Linked DNA regions of Homo sapiens: region 1 is linked to region 2. A link is a loop called in an ENCODE intact Hi-C map of the cell type or tissue named here. Cell type or tissue: gastrocnemius medialis. All regions are shown on one strand. Links, peaks and the distances in the headings refer to the core of each region. The heading gives the core; the rest is flanking DNA. Region 1 has its middle 64 kb from the start of SCEL. Region 2 has its middle 61 kb from the start of MYCBP2.

Evidence for each region. Peaks named below come from ENCODE experiments on the same cell type or tissue, not always from the same donor. Only the 100,000 strongest peaks of a DNase experiment are listed, where the experiment ranks them.
Region 1: a loop joins it to region 2, with 2.8 times the contacts of the local background. A loop is called at or near these places in 4 of 110 quality-filtered maps.

The regions. Positions count from the first base shown.
Region 1 is chr13:77,467,307-77,475,649 of GRCh38, reverse strand. No RefSeq gene overlaps it. Among named protein-coding and RNA genes, the nearest start is that of SCEL, 64 kb to the left of the region's middle. In gastrocnemius medialis, for the core only: no CTCF peak of the experiment used is centred there; a DNase peak (open chromatin) is centred at 4,389.
Region 2 is chr13:77,383,525-77,391,837 of GRCh38, reverse strand. No RefSeq gene overlaps it. Among named protein-coding and RNA genes, the nearest start is that of MYCBP2, 61 kb to the right of the region's middle. In gastrocnemius medialis, for the core only: no CTCF peak of the experiment used is centred there; DNase peaks (open chromatin) are centred at 1,187, 3,867 and 4,297; H3K27ac peaks cover 2,262 bases.

The DNA of each region.
Region 1 (8,343 bases), core at 280-8,279, 84 kb before region 2:
CCCGCCGGGCAGGGCTGGAGACCTGCAGCCCGCCGCCATGCCTGAGCCTCCCCCGCACTTCGTGGGCTCCTGCGCGGCCCGAGCCTCCCCGAGGAGCGCCGCCCCCTGTTCCACAGCGCCCAGTCCCATCCACCACCCAAGGGCTGAGGAGTGCCGGCGCACGGCCTGGGACTGATAGGCAGCTCCACATGCGGCCCCTGTGCGGGATCCACTGGGTGAAGCCAGCCGGGCTCCTGAGTCTGGTGGGGACTTGGAGAACCTTTATGTCTAGATAAGGGATTGTAAATACACCAATCAGTACCCTGTGTCTAGCTCAGGGTTTGTGAAGGCACCAGTCCACACTCTGTATCTAGCTACCCTGGTGGGGACTTGGAGAACCTTTATGTCCAGCTAAGGGATTGTAAATACACCAATTGGCACTCTGTATCTAGCTCAAGGTTTGTAAACACACCAATCAGCACCCTGTGTCTAGCTCAGGGTTTGTGAATGCACCAATCGACACTCTGTATCTAGCTACTCTGGTGGGGACTTTGAGAACCTTTGTGTGGGCACTCTGTATCTAGCTAATTTAGTGGGGACGTGGAGAACTTTTGCGTCTAGCTCAGGGATTGTAAACGCACCAATCAGCATCCTGTCAAAACGGACCAATCAGCTCTCTGTAAAATGGACCAATCAGCTCTCTGTAAAATGGACCAATCAGCAGGATGTGGGTGGGGCCAGATAAGAGAATAAAAGCAGGCTGCTTGTGCCACTAGTGGCAACCCGCTGGGGTGCACTTCCATGCTGTGGAAACTGTGTTCTTTTGGTCTTTGCAATAAATTTTGCTGCTGCTCACTCTTTGAGTCCACACTGCCTCTACGAGCTGCAACACTCACGGCGAAGGTCTGCAGCTTCACTCCTGAAGCCAGGGAGACCACGAACCCACCAGGAGGAATGAGCAACTCCAGACGCGCTGCCTTAAGAGTTGTAACACTCACTGTGAAGGTTTGCAGCTTCATTCCTGAGCCAGTGAGACCAGGAACCCACCAAAAGGAAGAAACTCTGAACACATCTGAACATCAGAAGGAACAAACTCTGGATACGCCACCTTTAAGAACTGTAACACTCACCCCAAGGGTCCACGGCTTCATTCTTGAAGTCAGTGAGACCAAGAACCCACCAATTCCGGACACACCAGCACTTTGGGAGGCTGAGGCGGGTGGATCATGAGGTCAGGAGTTCGAGACCATCCTGGCTAACATGGTGAAACGCCAACTTTACTAAAAATACAAAAAATTAACTGGGCGTGGTGGCACACGCCTGTAGTCCCAGCTATGCAGGAGACTGAGGCAAGGGAATCGCTTGAACCCGGGAAGTGGAAGTTGCAGTGAGCCGAGATCGCGCTGCTGCACTCCAGCCCCGGCGATAGAGGGAGACTCCGTCTCAAAAAAAAAAAAAAAAAAAAAACTTAGTTGCTCCTTTTGCCTTATGCCTCTCAGTGGAATTCTTTCTTCTAAGGAGGCAAGAATTGAAGTTGTTACCGACTCATGGATTCACTGCAGGTCATAGGCATGCCTCACACATTTTTCAATTGACCAGGACTATCTTGCTCAACAGTAACTGAATAAAAGTGGACTGAATGAATGAGATTGCAATGCGGAAGGTAAGCAACAGATGGGGGTCACCCAACACTCTTACCTGAGCACCTTGATTATAATACACTCCAATCCATGATCCAGAGGCAAAACCCAGGGCTTCCACTCATTCATAGTGTCTGTGCTGACACAACCTACCCCTGCCTGATGTGCCAGCTGTTCAGCCTCTTTGCCAATGACAGTCAGCCTTGAGGTTCTTGAACACCACTGGACAATGTTAACTGATATTCCTCAACAAGGCATCTCTCACATTGAAGATGCTATATACAAAAGGAAGGAAGTGGGGGAAGGAAGGACGGACGGACAGACGGACTAGGTGGAAAAACATTAAGCTTAGTTTCTTGAATATAGGCAGACTGCTAATGCAGGCCATTTGTCGTTCCATTCTGAGCCCTTTCTGTCTCTCCATCTTCACCCTCAATAATGCCATTTGAATTGTCCATGCAGCTCCCATGATGATAATTTTGTAAAGTTGGTTGTTTTAGGAAGAAGTTGATTTCTTTGATCTCTTGTCTGGTTTGTAGCTATGTTCCTACTTATTCTTTCCAGGCTCTGCCGTTCTTCGGAAACTCCTCCATGTTACAGTGTTTGTGAAACTGCTTGCACTTTGATTATTTTTAATGTGCATTTCACCAGAAACCCATAGTACTCCTGTACTGGGAGTGAATCCTGCCTGCAGTGAGTGCTGATGAATGGAGGGATGAGCTAATATAACTAAAAGAAAAGGAAAACAATTAAACTCAATGCCAAAACGAACAATGAAATGCAATTCTGCTTGTTTATTTCTTCACAGTTGGGGCAAAAAAAAACCCTCAAAATTTAATGCAATCAATTACTACAAAATAACACCAAAATGGTTACAAAAATAAGTATGATGGTGCTGTCTTTAGTGTGTTTTTTCCTTTGTTCTTTTCTTCTTTCCTTCTTTTCCTTCTTCCTTTATTGCTTCCTCCTTTCTCCTTCATTTCTGCATTTGTTTTTTCGTGATTATACATGTAAGCGTATAAAATAAAGCAGCTTTTCTTCTTTTGAAAGATGAAAAGAGAAATAGGAAGGGGTCAAACATCCTGCAAAAATGGCAAAAATGTAACTGAACTGTCTTCAATATATGCTGTAATACCATAAATTCCTTTGTCATGGAAAACATTTAACATATTGGCAGACATAATTCTGGTATATCAACCATGTATATTTTAAGCTTTAATATACTTTTATATATTCAACTTCATTTCCATAACTCAATATATCAAAATGTAATGGTTTCCCAACTGTAAGAATCGCTGAGGACTTTCTATATACTCTTTAAGGCTACCATGTTTTTTCTTAACATTTTAGCAATCATTTGATTACTAAAAACAGATATTCATCCACGACATCTGTGCCAGCAACCAGTTAGTGGTTCACCAAACCACTTTGCCTTTCTTCCAAGTATACTGGTGGGCAATATATCATAGTTGTCTTTCCAGTTGGATGTGGCCTGTGACTGGGTATTGGTCAATGGAACCTAAATAGAAGTGATGGGTCCAACCTCCAGGCCTGGTCTATGACGTCCTCCTGCCCACAATTCTTTCTCTCTTATTTCCCTTTGCACCCAATGAATGGAGAAGTCTAAGGATCTAGAGGCTGAATTGCTGCCTGGAGGAAAGCTGTCCACTGGTCAGCCAACTAGGCTAGGCCTGCAAAACACGTGACAAATTAAGTTTTATTTTGGAGTTTTAATTCCAATTTTAAACTTTGAAATTTTGAAATTCTATGTGATAGTAGTTGGTCTGTCCCAGCTAATACACCAGTCTGAGAAAACCAATGTTATTCTGAAGCTCTTCATGATTCAAGCTGGAAGGGAAAAACCAAGTGGCTGAGAATTTGTGTGAATGTAGAAACCTGCTGGTTTCTCCTCATCACTCGTCCACGAAATGCCAGACTAAAGAGAGATAGCTGTGGCGGAGATACTGTGAATATTCAATTTGAAACACATTCAGTGAGCACAAACTCTGTGCCAGAAACCAACATGGAGAGTGTTCCTCTAGTCAGTCACTACTGAGGGTGATCAACTGCTCTTAACAAACGAGTAGAGACCCAGAAAAAAATACAACTTAATAAGACAACTAACTAAAGGGCTGAGTAGGAAGAAACAACCCAGGTATAAAGGAATGGGGGAGAAAGAGGCAGGGACATGAGAAGAAGGAGAAGGAGGTATAGAATGCAGGTAGGTAGCAAGGCTTGGAGAGATTCTTTAAGGCAATCTGGAGGTTTTGCAAGGGACCTTCAGGTCCTGCCCAGGAACAAAGAGGAAATAGTAGAAAGCACCAATCTTGGATCCAGCAGCATTTAATCATTAATTATCTAATCATTTAAGTATTTCATTCCCTCAGCCTCAGATCTCTCTTAAAAGAGCTAGGTTATTCCTGGTTTTGCATAGACAGTTTGCATTATAGTCTCCTAAACTGGAAACAAGCTAAAAGACTGGTCAGGGAAGTAGTTTCCCATTCTTTCCCAGGCGATGCTCCATAGTTATGCCACAAGTTACTACCTGAGTGTCTGATCAAAGTCTTAAGGGGTTTGTCACCGTTATAACTAAGCAATAGCAACCTCTGAGTCCCTTTTTTTTTTTTTTTTTTTGTCATAGTTAAGCACAGACCATCATGCAGTACCTTGGATTTCTATACAGTACTCTTGGTATGATATGAAAAAAAAATTCTGCCCTAAATTTTGTTATTCTCTGGATTTGGCTGCCACTGAGCCAGGTTGAGCAATCTATTTCTCTGAAGGAAACACCCATTATTCTGGGAAAATTTAGGCACATTCCTTCCTAGAAGAGAAAGGAAAGACTAAGTGGCCTTTGGCAGAATTTGGAGACCTAATTGTCTAAGAAAATGACATTTCACAATGGTGAAATGCCGTGGCAGTGAAAATTTTGATTTAACATCGCTCACGGTCTCCAAAAGATTCACAGTCTCCTTCCACATATATCACCCAACCCTGAGACCTCAGTTTGCTAATAGTCTCACTTACAGAGCTAGGGAAATTGCTTTGTCCGAAGCATCCTAGAGACTACCGCAGGCCTAGAACTGATGCTTTTATCAAGGGATAAATAGACAGACTAGAATCCTACTTTTCTCTTTTTTGAGTCACAGGGCCTTGAGCAGGTAAGGGGACTGTGACCTCTGGATCTCTATCTATAACGTTGCAGTAGGGTAGCTAGACAAGTCTCTTTTCTCCTTCACCCTTTTGACTAATTTCATCCTATCCAGTAGGTGAAGACAGATTGTTTGTATCCTCATCCTCAACTGAGGGGGTCTTTTAGCATAATATTGAGATCTTTCCTGATCAAAGGTGTTTGGGAATTCAGGAGCATTCTGACTTTTAGAATAATATGGTGGAAAATCACATGGGATGTCATACAGGGCCTGGGTAGCACCTATAATCAAACACTAATATTAACATTTTCAGTTAAATCTACAAATAGTCCCACATCAGGTTGGGTCCAATACTATCGCCAATGAAGTTAAAAAAACAAAGTCTTTGAGTTTTCAGAGGAGTTTGGATTTGGGAATTGCCCGCAAAGAATTGAGGAGCTCTTTACCCCTCTGCCCCCTGCTCCATAGTGGCCAGCTTTCTTCAGAGGTGGCTACAGAAGAGCTCACTTTCACCATGTGAAAAAGCACCTGACATTCACTCAGGCTGACCCAAAGGGAAGTCAAACCACTCACAAGGAAACAACTGACCCTTGATGGACTCCAGTCACATGACCGTTCCACCATGAAATTCATTCTCACCGAAATAACCACCTCCTGCGAACTCTCCATTTTGCAACAGATTTGGGAATAAAATAAAATTAAGGAATCTTGCCCAAAGCCAAGGTCACTACTGCCCAAGGTATATTTAACAATAAAAGTTCAGCCTTTCCAATCCCTGCCCCTGCCCCAACTCATGACTTACAGGACTTCTCTGCTTATTACTTTCCTGAAACTTCCATATGAGTGTGTGCTTATGTTGTATATGCCTTCTTCTTTAACCTCAACACAATGTTAAAAATACTTATTAAAAATTACTTACTTACTATTCTTTGTAAGAATTATTTTAATCATTTTATGTATGAAAAATTAAGCATTTATGAAAATTTATCTCAAAACTCACGTAATAACAGATTAATCATAAAAAGGGGATCAAGGCTGGGCGCAGTAGCTCACGCCTGTAATCCCAGCACTTTGGGAGGCTGAGGCAGGCGGATCACAAGGTTAGGAGGCAGGCAGATCACATGGTTAGGAGATCAAAACCATCCTGGCTAACACGGTGAAACCCTGTCTCTACTAAAAATACAAAAAGTTAGCCGAGCATGGTGGTGCATGCCTGTAGTCCCAGCTACTCAGGAGACTGAGGCAGAAGAATCCCTTGAACCCGGGAAGCGGAGGTTGCAGTGAGCCGAGATCGCGCTGCTGTACTCCAGCCTGGGTGACAGAGTGAGACTCTATCTCAAAAAAAAAAAAAAAAAGGTGAGGAGATCAAAAAGGGAAAAAAATTAAGGTGCTCTATAGTCTATCAGCGTATGTGTAGGTGCGTCAAGCCGTGTCTTTTACCATCATCTTTTACCATCTTTTCTTTCTTTTCTCTCCTATCTTTTACTATCATCTTGGGAAGAAAAAAAACTGTTTTAAAATAAATCTCATGCAAATTTTTGAATGAGAATCTGAATTTTAAAACACTTGACAGACGATTGTGACTTTTCTTTTAAAAAGTAGAAAAATTATTCTCACTTCAGTAGTATTGGCTTGAAATTTTGACACATAAAGGTATTCATGATTATTTTTATAACAGAAAATGGAAAAATAAAAAAACTTTTGAGACACTATCAATCTATTTTATGCACCATAAAAAGCAAAAAAAAGAGTAAGGTTTCATTAAATATTTATAAATGGACAAGAAGTATATTATAAATCAAAGGGATTCGCTTTAGCAAATAAGAAAATATTTTATAAGTATCTTAAAGTTAATGCCCAAATGTATATTTTAAAATATATTTAGTAATAAAAAGCCATGCTAATATTGCACCTTTAATGTAAACCATCATGTAGACAATCTTCCAAATGGCAGTTTTCAAAGATTGGAACATAATTTTTCTTCATCTACCTTCTATATTTGTAATTGTAAAACAAATCCAAGATGTAATTAGCTGTAACTCTATTTTATCTGAATTCAAAGACACAAGATGTTTCTCAAAGCCAGTGGCCTACCAAGAGCGAGATCTTAATAGAAGCAAAAACGAGTTGGTAACATTTTATTCCACATTAAAATACCAGAAACACAGAACTCTGGGGAACTGAAATTATTTCCCTCTTAAATTAGGAAAAGGAATAAATATGAAGATGTAGTTGAAGTCATTTTAAACTCTTTCTGTTCTTTTTAAATTTAGTATTATACTTGTGGTGAAATATGTGTAACATATATAATTTGCCATTTTAACCATTTGTAAGTGTGTGGTTTTGTGGCTTTTAGTACATTCATCACCACTATCCACCATCCCAAAACTTTGGGAAGAACTTTTTCATCTTTCCAAACTGCAACTCTGTAGCCTTTAAACAATAACTCCCCATTCCCCACTCCCCAAACCCATGGCCACCTCCATTCTACTTTCTATCTCTATGAATTTCACTATTCTAGGTACCTCAAATCAATGAAATTATATAGTATTTGTCCTTTTGTGTCTGGTTTCACATTGCATGCCTTCAAGTTTCATTCATGTTGTAGCATTTCAACATGTGTCAGAATTTCCTTCCTTTTAAGGCTGAAAAATATTTCATCTTATGGATATAACACATTTTGTTTATTCATTGATCTGGCTGTGGACACTTGGGTTGCTTCCGCTTTTTGGCTGTTATGAATCATGCTGCTTAAACTTTCTTTAATAAAACCTTTTCTTATATAACATTGGCCAGAAAAAATTCTCAGCATTATTATAACTGACACCGTTTGCCTTGAAATCTATTCAGCCTGGGATGAAACTCCACATTGCTAAGTAATACAACAAGTACCTTCTCAGAAGTTAAATGTTGTTTCATTAGTTGAAAAGTATACTTTTCTCAATCACCTTCCCTCCCAATCACTAAACTTAATTTTAGAATTTGTGTAACATAGAAATTGTAATGCGCCATCCCCTGTTATTACAAAGTCTGTGCCTCTGAAAGGTAGCAACCATTAGTGGAACTCACCAAGTTAGGAATAAGAACAGAGAACAAATCTTTGTCTCCTAATTTTCCAAGGAATTAAGTTGACATCAACTCTGTGGATCCATGTAAGCTTCAGAATCATGACAGTTCAAATCCCAGTGGATTCTAGGACGAATCTAGGTCTCTGTGAGCCCCACATAAGGAGGCTTATTATTAAGAGTTCATCTTAATATGACCCCTTGTAATGAAGTTTTGAAGGACAGACTCCCAAAAATTGTATCATAGAAGATGTTATGTAGAAGACATCTTAGAGCTCATCTTGGGCAATTTCTCATTTTATATCAGACCAGGAAGCCGTACTTTTCCATCGTAGCAAATGGCCACCCTCCTTAAATCATTTTTAAGAATAGGGAGGGAGATTAATCAATTAATAACATCCCATATCTTACTAAAAGGAAGACCCTAGCATAATGTAATGGTTTTCATGGCAGTTCACTAGCAAGTTATTTCATATTTTCAAGCTGCAGTGATTGGGTGCCATAAAT
Region 2 (8,313 bases), core at 314-8,313:
ATGCCCTAATCTCCCAAGAGTTTTTATTTGCTTGCTTGTTTTTTCAATTTTGTATATATTCTAAAGTTAGATTAGCTGTTTCAGAACCACTCTGCAGCAGGAAAGAATAGAAAAGCACCCAGTGCTTCAGACTCACCCTTCCAGAACAGGCAGATACAAGCCCCTGAGCCAACAGAAAAAACCAGTTACTCTCCAGGCATTCATCTCACCACACCCAGATAGCAAGAAATATCTATTTAACATATATATTATCACACTAGCCTCAAAACAAGTTTTGCTAAGTATGAAATTATATAGGCAATACCTGGCCTCCTTTCCTAACACAGTAAAATGGAAAGTTAAAAGTCCTTAGTTGCATATTTTAGATTATCTGAGCAGCAGGTGTTTCATTACTGCAATGTACTACAATTGATATACTACTGTACCTTATTCATAAAACTAAATACTGTTTTGAGAAAGCAATAAATTCAGTATTTTAGTTCTAGAATTTAACAACTAATGTATCTGAAAGAGAATTTTCATAATGTACATGTGACTTTTCACTTGAAAAAGTATTTTGGACATGGGTGTATTAGTAGAAGGTATTCAAACTTATTCCCCATATAAATAGAATTAGATTATCTGTGAGCACCAATTAGGAAGGCTTAATTGAAAACATCAGATTAACAGAATATCAATGTGATATATCCCAGCCACACTAAATATTCAAGAGCTTTATAATTTTCTTGCTTTCTTTTATAGCACTAGTATGACACTAGTACATTTATATAGTTTTGTTTTAAAAAATGCAGGAAACTGCTTCTTCAGTGAAATGGCTAACTTCATTTCTCATATTTTCCTATTTATAGAAATATTATTGGAAATAATACTCTTGAGAAATCAAGTTTAGTGCTTCCCACTGTGTGCAAGCAATGCATAGCCTTAAGCATGGAGGGACAAAGAACCTTCACCCTACCCTACACCTAGGTTTCTGTGACAGCAGGTCACCTCTACGGCCCTTATAATCAGTTTTCTTTCTCTAGTCAGGACATGAAACTCAGAAAAAAAAAAAATTTCTCTGCTGTAGCCATTTCTTCTTGAATGTTCCCAAGTCCCAAGTCAATGTCTCACTGCTCTCTGAGTTATTTTGAGAGGAGGACATTCCTTCTTCCTGCGAAACACACCCAGGGACTCCTTCTGGAAGTTTGCAACAGCCTTGCAAGTGGGGAGGGAGGGATGATGACTGGAAAGAAGGAGCTTGGAGCAGATATTTAATCCCAGACCTTGATCATTGTTGAAAGGAAGATTTATGCCCTTTCTGTAATACATGTGCAACAGGCACCACCCTTTGTTGAAAGATAATAAGCGTCTTGCAAATCTCTCCCCATCTCCTTCTATTTCTTCACTTCTCATCTCCCTTGCACATTTAAACTATTAGAACAGACGCTGTACTCCTGTTGCTCACTCCTTCTGCTTCCACTAATCCTGATCTTGATGGCTTTCTGTTTGAATTCTGCAGCCACTTTTTAAAGTGCTCTTGGAAATTACCAATACCTTTCTCTCAGTCAAAGCTAAAACTCTCTTTCAGAGCAATTATCTTTCACAAAAGTGCTACCTATTTCAATGTTCAAAATATCTGGAATTACAGAATCAAATATCTATCAATTTGCAGTTAGAGCCCTTAAATACAGATAGGAAAAAGAGCCTTAAATGCTATTCAATGCATTGAGACACTATTAAAAAACAGCTCTAAATGACATTTCATAAATTTTTTTCCATTTATTTGTCAATTTTGTACTGAAGTGTCTCTAATACCATGGTAACTCATTCCTACTTAAAAGATACATTTCAGAAGAAAAATGTGCTCTTTTTGCCCCCCAGAAGCAACTCAAATAATAACATCTTCTGTTTGAATAGCATTCTACTGACACTTCATTTTCACATAGATTCTGTAATTTAATCTTTCAAATAACCACATGAGGTGGGCAAGGCAAGCCTCATTAATTGCATTTTAGCACCAGAAGCATCAGTCAGGTAGCTAACACAACATTCTGGCACTTTCACTATGACACACTTTGCCTCTTCAAGCATTCATAGCAACTCAAATATTCATAGCAACAATCCATCACCATAGATAATATCTAAGCAGCACTAAAAAACATGACATTTTCATTTTCTATAACATCTTTATGCAAGAAAATGAAATGCTGAATATAAATTCAACCCCCAAACTGTAGGACCTAAGGGATAGTCCTCCAGGGGTGAAAGTACCCAAAGATTGTTCTAATTGCATGCTCCAGAGTCTGCTATTTAGTTAGACAGGCATGAGTCCATCTCTTTCTGCTAAGGGGAGGGCTTAAGGAAAGAGTCTTCATGAGCTTACCAGGGTATGCCAGTTTGTGACCCAGTTCCAAAAACCCGAGTGGGAGGAGTGCTAGAATCTCAGCATGTAGGTCTATGTGCAAGAAAGAGGTAATTTCAGCTCCCCCTCACCACTCCACCCCCGCCAGTCCAGAAAGAACTTAGACTCTGTTTCTTGGTAAGAAGACAGGAATTCCAATGAAGGGAAGCTTGCCTAGGAAAGGGCTCACAGAAAATTAAGAGAGCCACTATTGCTCATTATTGGAGCTGGTCTGAATGACCTAAAAGTGAGTGGTTGAATTTCTCACCATAGCAGAGAAATTATGACGTACAAAATGCTCCTTATGACTCTCCAGCCTCAGCAGCCCTGAAATACTGAGGGTTCCTGACTGCATCACGCTCTTCCAGCTCTCAGGATTTGCACAAACCCTGGTTTAGAATAAGCTCCATCATTACCTACCTATCTCCTACTCATCCTTTTTGACACAGCTCAATCATCACCTCCTCCAGGAAATCATCTTTCATGATCTATGCTCCCCACCAGCAGCTTGCATGCTCTTGCAGAGCCCTGTATTTATCTTTATCATGGTTCTCACCACACTGGATTGTCATCCTCTTATCTAGCTTACCTAAAAGACTAAATTATTGGAGGACAGGGGCTATGTCTTCGCATCTTGGTAGTCACAAAAACTTAGCATAGAACCTCCACATAATATACACTGAATGAATGAGGGAAGGAAGAAAGTCTTACCCTGATTCCACCCCAGAACTTCTGATACTTCTGGCCCTTCCATTTGGTAGGATACCCAAACCTTATCTCTGAATCACTGGATTTACCTCTTAGCTCTACTCTTGCTCATACGCTCTTTGGGAATGGTTGAGAGGCTCTTGACCAACACAAGCCTAGTGAGACCCTACAAGTAAAGGGAATTTTGTCCTCCAGCCAAAGCAGGGGGATACAAACAGACCCATTCTTGCTCCAGTTACTTCTAACATCACTGCCATTACCAGGCACAGTCCCACCCAATTCCAGAACACACTGGGTTATAATTTAGCAGGTTATTAGTAGCTCTGTCTCCACCTGGTTTGCTTTGTTAAAATAGTCTGGTGAGACACTCCCTGTCTGCTGTTTTGTTTTTGTCACAGTTATCCTACCTTCCCTGAGCTGCCAATATGCCTGAATCCCTTTTACTCACATTAGCTTTTCTCAGTCTCTCTACCAACAAGCCAAACTCTTCTTTTGCATTCTAGCACTAATGCAATGACCTCAGGTGATCTGCCTGCCTCGGCCTCCTAAAGTGCTGAAATTACAGGTGTGAGCCACCATGCCTGACCCCTTGATAATGTCTCTGATTTGTCTTAGGCCAGTACTGCTTTTCCCTGTTAACCAGCTGTCCTTGAAATCCATGTGGCCCAGCATTTCAGATTCCACATCGTGCTACCTGCTTCCCCCAGATTGCTTTCCAACTCTGCCCTTCAATTTCCACACCTCCTTCTGAACTTGGTTTAGGACAGCCTGTTCTGCCCTGGGGCCAGGACCTGTACTTTGCTTTGAGAGTTTTCCAGCCCACATTCGCTCATTTTTGTCCTGTTTATTCCAAATTCAACTTTCAGAAGCGTATTTCCCACTGAACTTAAGAATAATCAAACTGAAAGGCAGCATATGACATTGTACATTTTGAAGATAATTAAACCACTCCTACATATTCCCCTAAGAGTCATTAAAAAATATTTCTGACAAATCCCACCAATAACGTTGATGGAATAGTTGACCAATCATTTAGAAGAACACTATAAATCAAGTCAAAATTAAGAGGCTGAAATAGTTGGAGAGTTTTCTCTATAAACTTTCATGTGATTACACCATAGCCATTGCGTTTTGTGGCATATTCATTTTTATAAGTCTATTTATGAGTACAAAGAGGTAGCCACCACTGCATTAGCTTGCCAGCTTGGACAAACTGCTGCTATTTTAACCACTTCCCCCTTTAGAAAGAGCATGGCCAACAGTTCCAAATTCCTAGGGGAACTGTAACTGTTTGTGCTGAGAAAACTGAATGACACATCATTTAGAAATTTGTTACTATTTACGCCACTATCAACTTGACTTTTTAAAAATTTGTCCAGAGTGATTTCTTAAGGTCCAGAGTCCAATACCTCCAACCCTACCCCAAGGATGACTGGTCGCAGGAGCAGAAAACTATTCTGTGAAACAGCCTAGACAATCAGACACCAAGAACCAACACACTCTAAGATGGATTGAGCCAGTGTTCCCCAATAGACCAAGAACATCACCCTCCCTTAAACACTGGTAGTGATAATGACTAGGTCCTGGCATCGGGCTAGAACAGCCCAAGGACTTGGCAACTTAAGAACTAAGAGTCTTACCCATGGGTCACTTTTGGAGGAAGGAAAAAAGTCCAATCTGTGTTAATAGCCGTGCCGTAGAGCAGAAAGGAACCAAGAGTTACTTTCTGTGAACCTATTTCTGACCACATCTGTCTGGAATAGAAGCCATCCTAACCTCAGATGCCTACTCATTTCTAACTTTGTCTGTTCATTCAGTTCTGCTCTGAACCCAGGTTAGGTAGCTTTCCTTGGATAATATCAGGTCAATCCTGTTCCCTTGATAATGTCTCTCTCTTTCTTTCTTTTCTTTTTTTTTTTTTTTTTGAGACGGAGTCTCACTCTGTCACCCAGGCTGGAGTGCAGTGGCACAATCTCGGCTCACTGCAACCTCTGCCTCCCAGGTTCAAGCGATCCTCCTGCCTCAGCCTCCCAAGTAGTTGGGGTTACAGGCACGTGCCACCATGCCCGGCTAATCTTTGTATTTTTAGTAGAGACGGGGTTTCACCATGTTGGCCAGGCTGGTCTCGAACTTCTGACCTCAGGTGATCCACCAGCCTCGGCCTCCCAAAGTGCTGGGATTACAAGTGTGAGCCATCACGCCTGGCCCCTTGATAATGTATCTGATTTGCCTTAGGCCAGTACTGCTTTTCCCTCCAGATTTGACCTCTGCCTCATGCTTGCCATCCAGCAATGATTTGCACCAGGGGCCCCAATCCAAGACAAGCCTAATGGCATCCAAAAAAAAAGAAAAAAAAAAAAACCTGGGCAAAGAACTGTTAAGGCTCTTTTACTAAGCTTCGCAAGCCAACAAGTTAGCCTGCCATGTTTCTTGGATACTGGCAGAAGACACAAGTCTCCTGGGTCAGAGACAAAGAACTTTATTACTCATGATGTAGTCAGCACCCTGAGCTCAATTTTCATGTTGTTCCCCCTATCCCTCAAGTCCCATGGGAGTTATATGGAGCACCCTAGGTAGATGCTACTCACATCATGAGTTTGAGCTGAGAAACCCTGAGCTAGGAAACCCCAATCTTTTATTATAAACAATTGGGCTGCAAGAAAACCTGTCCAATAAACAATTGGGCTGCAAGAAAACCTGTCCGACTTTTGCTCTGAAGGAAGACATTATTTATGGTATGCTGGACTGAATCTGCTCCAGAAGTTTGTGTCCAGAAGTAGATACTATCTCTATCTTGTTTTCACTATCAAATATCTTTTAAAAAGATTATTCAGGAAAAAAGGCTGTCAGTGCCTCTGCTCACAAGATGTGCAGAAACATTAGAAACCTATGGGAAATGGCTCCCAACACTAAGTTGAAAAAGCTAGTGAATGAATGAATGACACAATTTATGGACACCTTAGAGAAAAAAACAAAGTAATGAGTAATCAATATAAAGTTTTCATCCATTTGCCACTTTCCTAAATAAGCACACAAGCATATGTCAACAAAGGTCATTTCTGTTCACCAAGGAAGATTTTCATTTTGTTTTATTAATTTAAATGTATGTTGCTCTTTCAATCATTGGCACTCATTTGAATAAATGTTGCAAAGCTGCAAAACTTAGCAAGTGAGACTTTTGAACATACCAAGTACTATCCACTTCATGGAAACTACTTTTTTCAAATATCATTCTGTCACTCCACTCATAAATTGTTTGCACATATCTCTTGATTCTGAATATTTCTATCTTAAAGACTAAAATGTAAATGACACAAAATCCTGAGATTTAATTTAGTCAAATATAAAGAAAAAATACAGAACACTTATATATTAAGATTATGCTTCCAACTACAAAGTAGAGATGATTACACACCTCATAGGGCAGGTAGACATGTGTTTAAATTACAGAATTAGTTCCACAAGTTCTCCCCATCTTGTGTGGCTTTCTTTTTGGGCATAGCAGCTTTTTCTGAGTAAATTAAATTATTCCTGGCAGAAATGTCATGAGCAACATTCAAGGAATTCTAAGCATTATAATGGTTAGGCAGCACTTTGCAAACTATATTCTGGGAAGTACAAAGGTCCCTCATAATGTTAACCCATAGTCTGCCACTTCAAAAATTTCTTGGTCAAGTAAGTTTGGTAAACTATTATAATGGCTTCTTGCTGTAGAATTTTTCAGAAACTCTAATTGGGTTAATGTATCTCATGAATATCCTCCAGTAAGGGGGCTAGGCGTGGTGGCTTATGCCTGTAATCCCAGCACTCTGGGAGGCCAAAGCAAAAGGATCACTTGAGGTCAGGAGTTCGAGACCAGCCTGACCAACATGGCAAAACCTCGTCTCTACTAAAAATACAAAAGGTAGCCAGCTGTGGTGCTGGGTGCCTATAATCCCAGCTACTCAGGAGGTGGAAGAACGAGAATAGCTTGAACCTGGGAGGTGGAGGTTACAGTGAGCTGAGATAGTGCCACTGCACTCTAGCCTGGGTGACAGAGCAAGACTCTGTCAAAAAAAAAAAAAAAGAAATCCAGTAAAGGGTTAGGGACACCAGAGTTCCACAGAACCCAGTCAAAAAAACCCTGGACCACAACTCAGGCTACATGTGGGACAAGAATGGTAAAGTTATGGAGTTAGCTGGGAGTTAGTTTTGCAAAGGACCTTGAATTACATGCTAAGATACTTTATTGTGTAGACAATGGTGAAACATCCTTTTGACGTTCTTTTTTACTATTTGGCACAATTAGATGTAGTCATTTTAGACAGAAATCTATTAAAAGATCCTAAAAACTTTCTAGTTTGCAATAGATTACTCCAGAGAAGTAGATCTACACAAGAGAATTACCTCTGTAAACAACCCAATTTCAAAACTTAACAGCCGTCACTCTTAAAAAAATCTCCTTTATGTCTAAGAATTCCCATAAAGTTGTTTTTAAGTGAATTTTCCTTTTTTTCTGTTCTGCATTCATTGTTTTTTTTCTTCAGAGATGAGCTGAGATATCAAGTCCATTTATAGACTATCCCAGTCTGAATAAGCTCACTCTTCAAATCTCCAAATTTTTATTATTTTGGCTTATTTTCCAAAGTTTGGTCAGCTCTGGGACTGTCTTGGATATTCCTACCAAGTTGATTTGTTCTGACATTCAAGGAATATTTAATGAGCAGCTATCTGAGGCAAGGCATTGTAATAAGTGCTGAGAGAAATAAAGGGATTTAGACATTCCCTTCAATATTTGAGTGCACTTTTAAAAATTCTACTTTAGATCAAATCTAGTTTCTTTCAAGCTTTGAGTGATTTCTGCATCTTGCAAGGTCCAAGTGTATAAAGAACAACTCAGTCCATCAGTCAGTGAAAATTTACTGAGCTCTTACTATACACTATAGTTATGTATACACTATACAACCATTATGTTAAATGCTGGAGAAGCAGTAATGAACAAGTCAGCCCTAGTTTCTCCTCTCGTAGAACTTATAAATTTAGCTATAGCTACAGACAATAAAACAAAAGGGAAATTTTTGTTAGCTATGTGCCCTAAATTCTAAAAAAAAAAAGTTATTATTTTAAATGGAGATAAAACATATATGGCAAAATGTTAATAACTAAATCTAGGAGGATGGTATATGAATATTCACTTTACTATTCTTTCAATCTTTTCGTTGATTTGAAAATTTTCAAAATAAGAA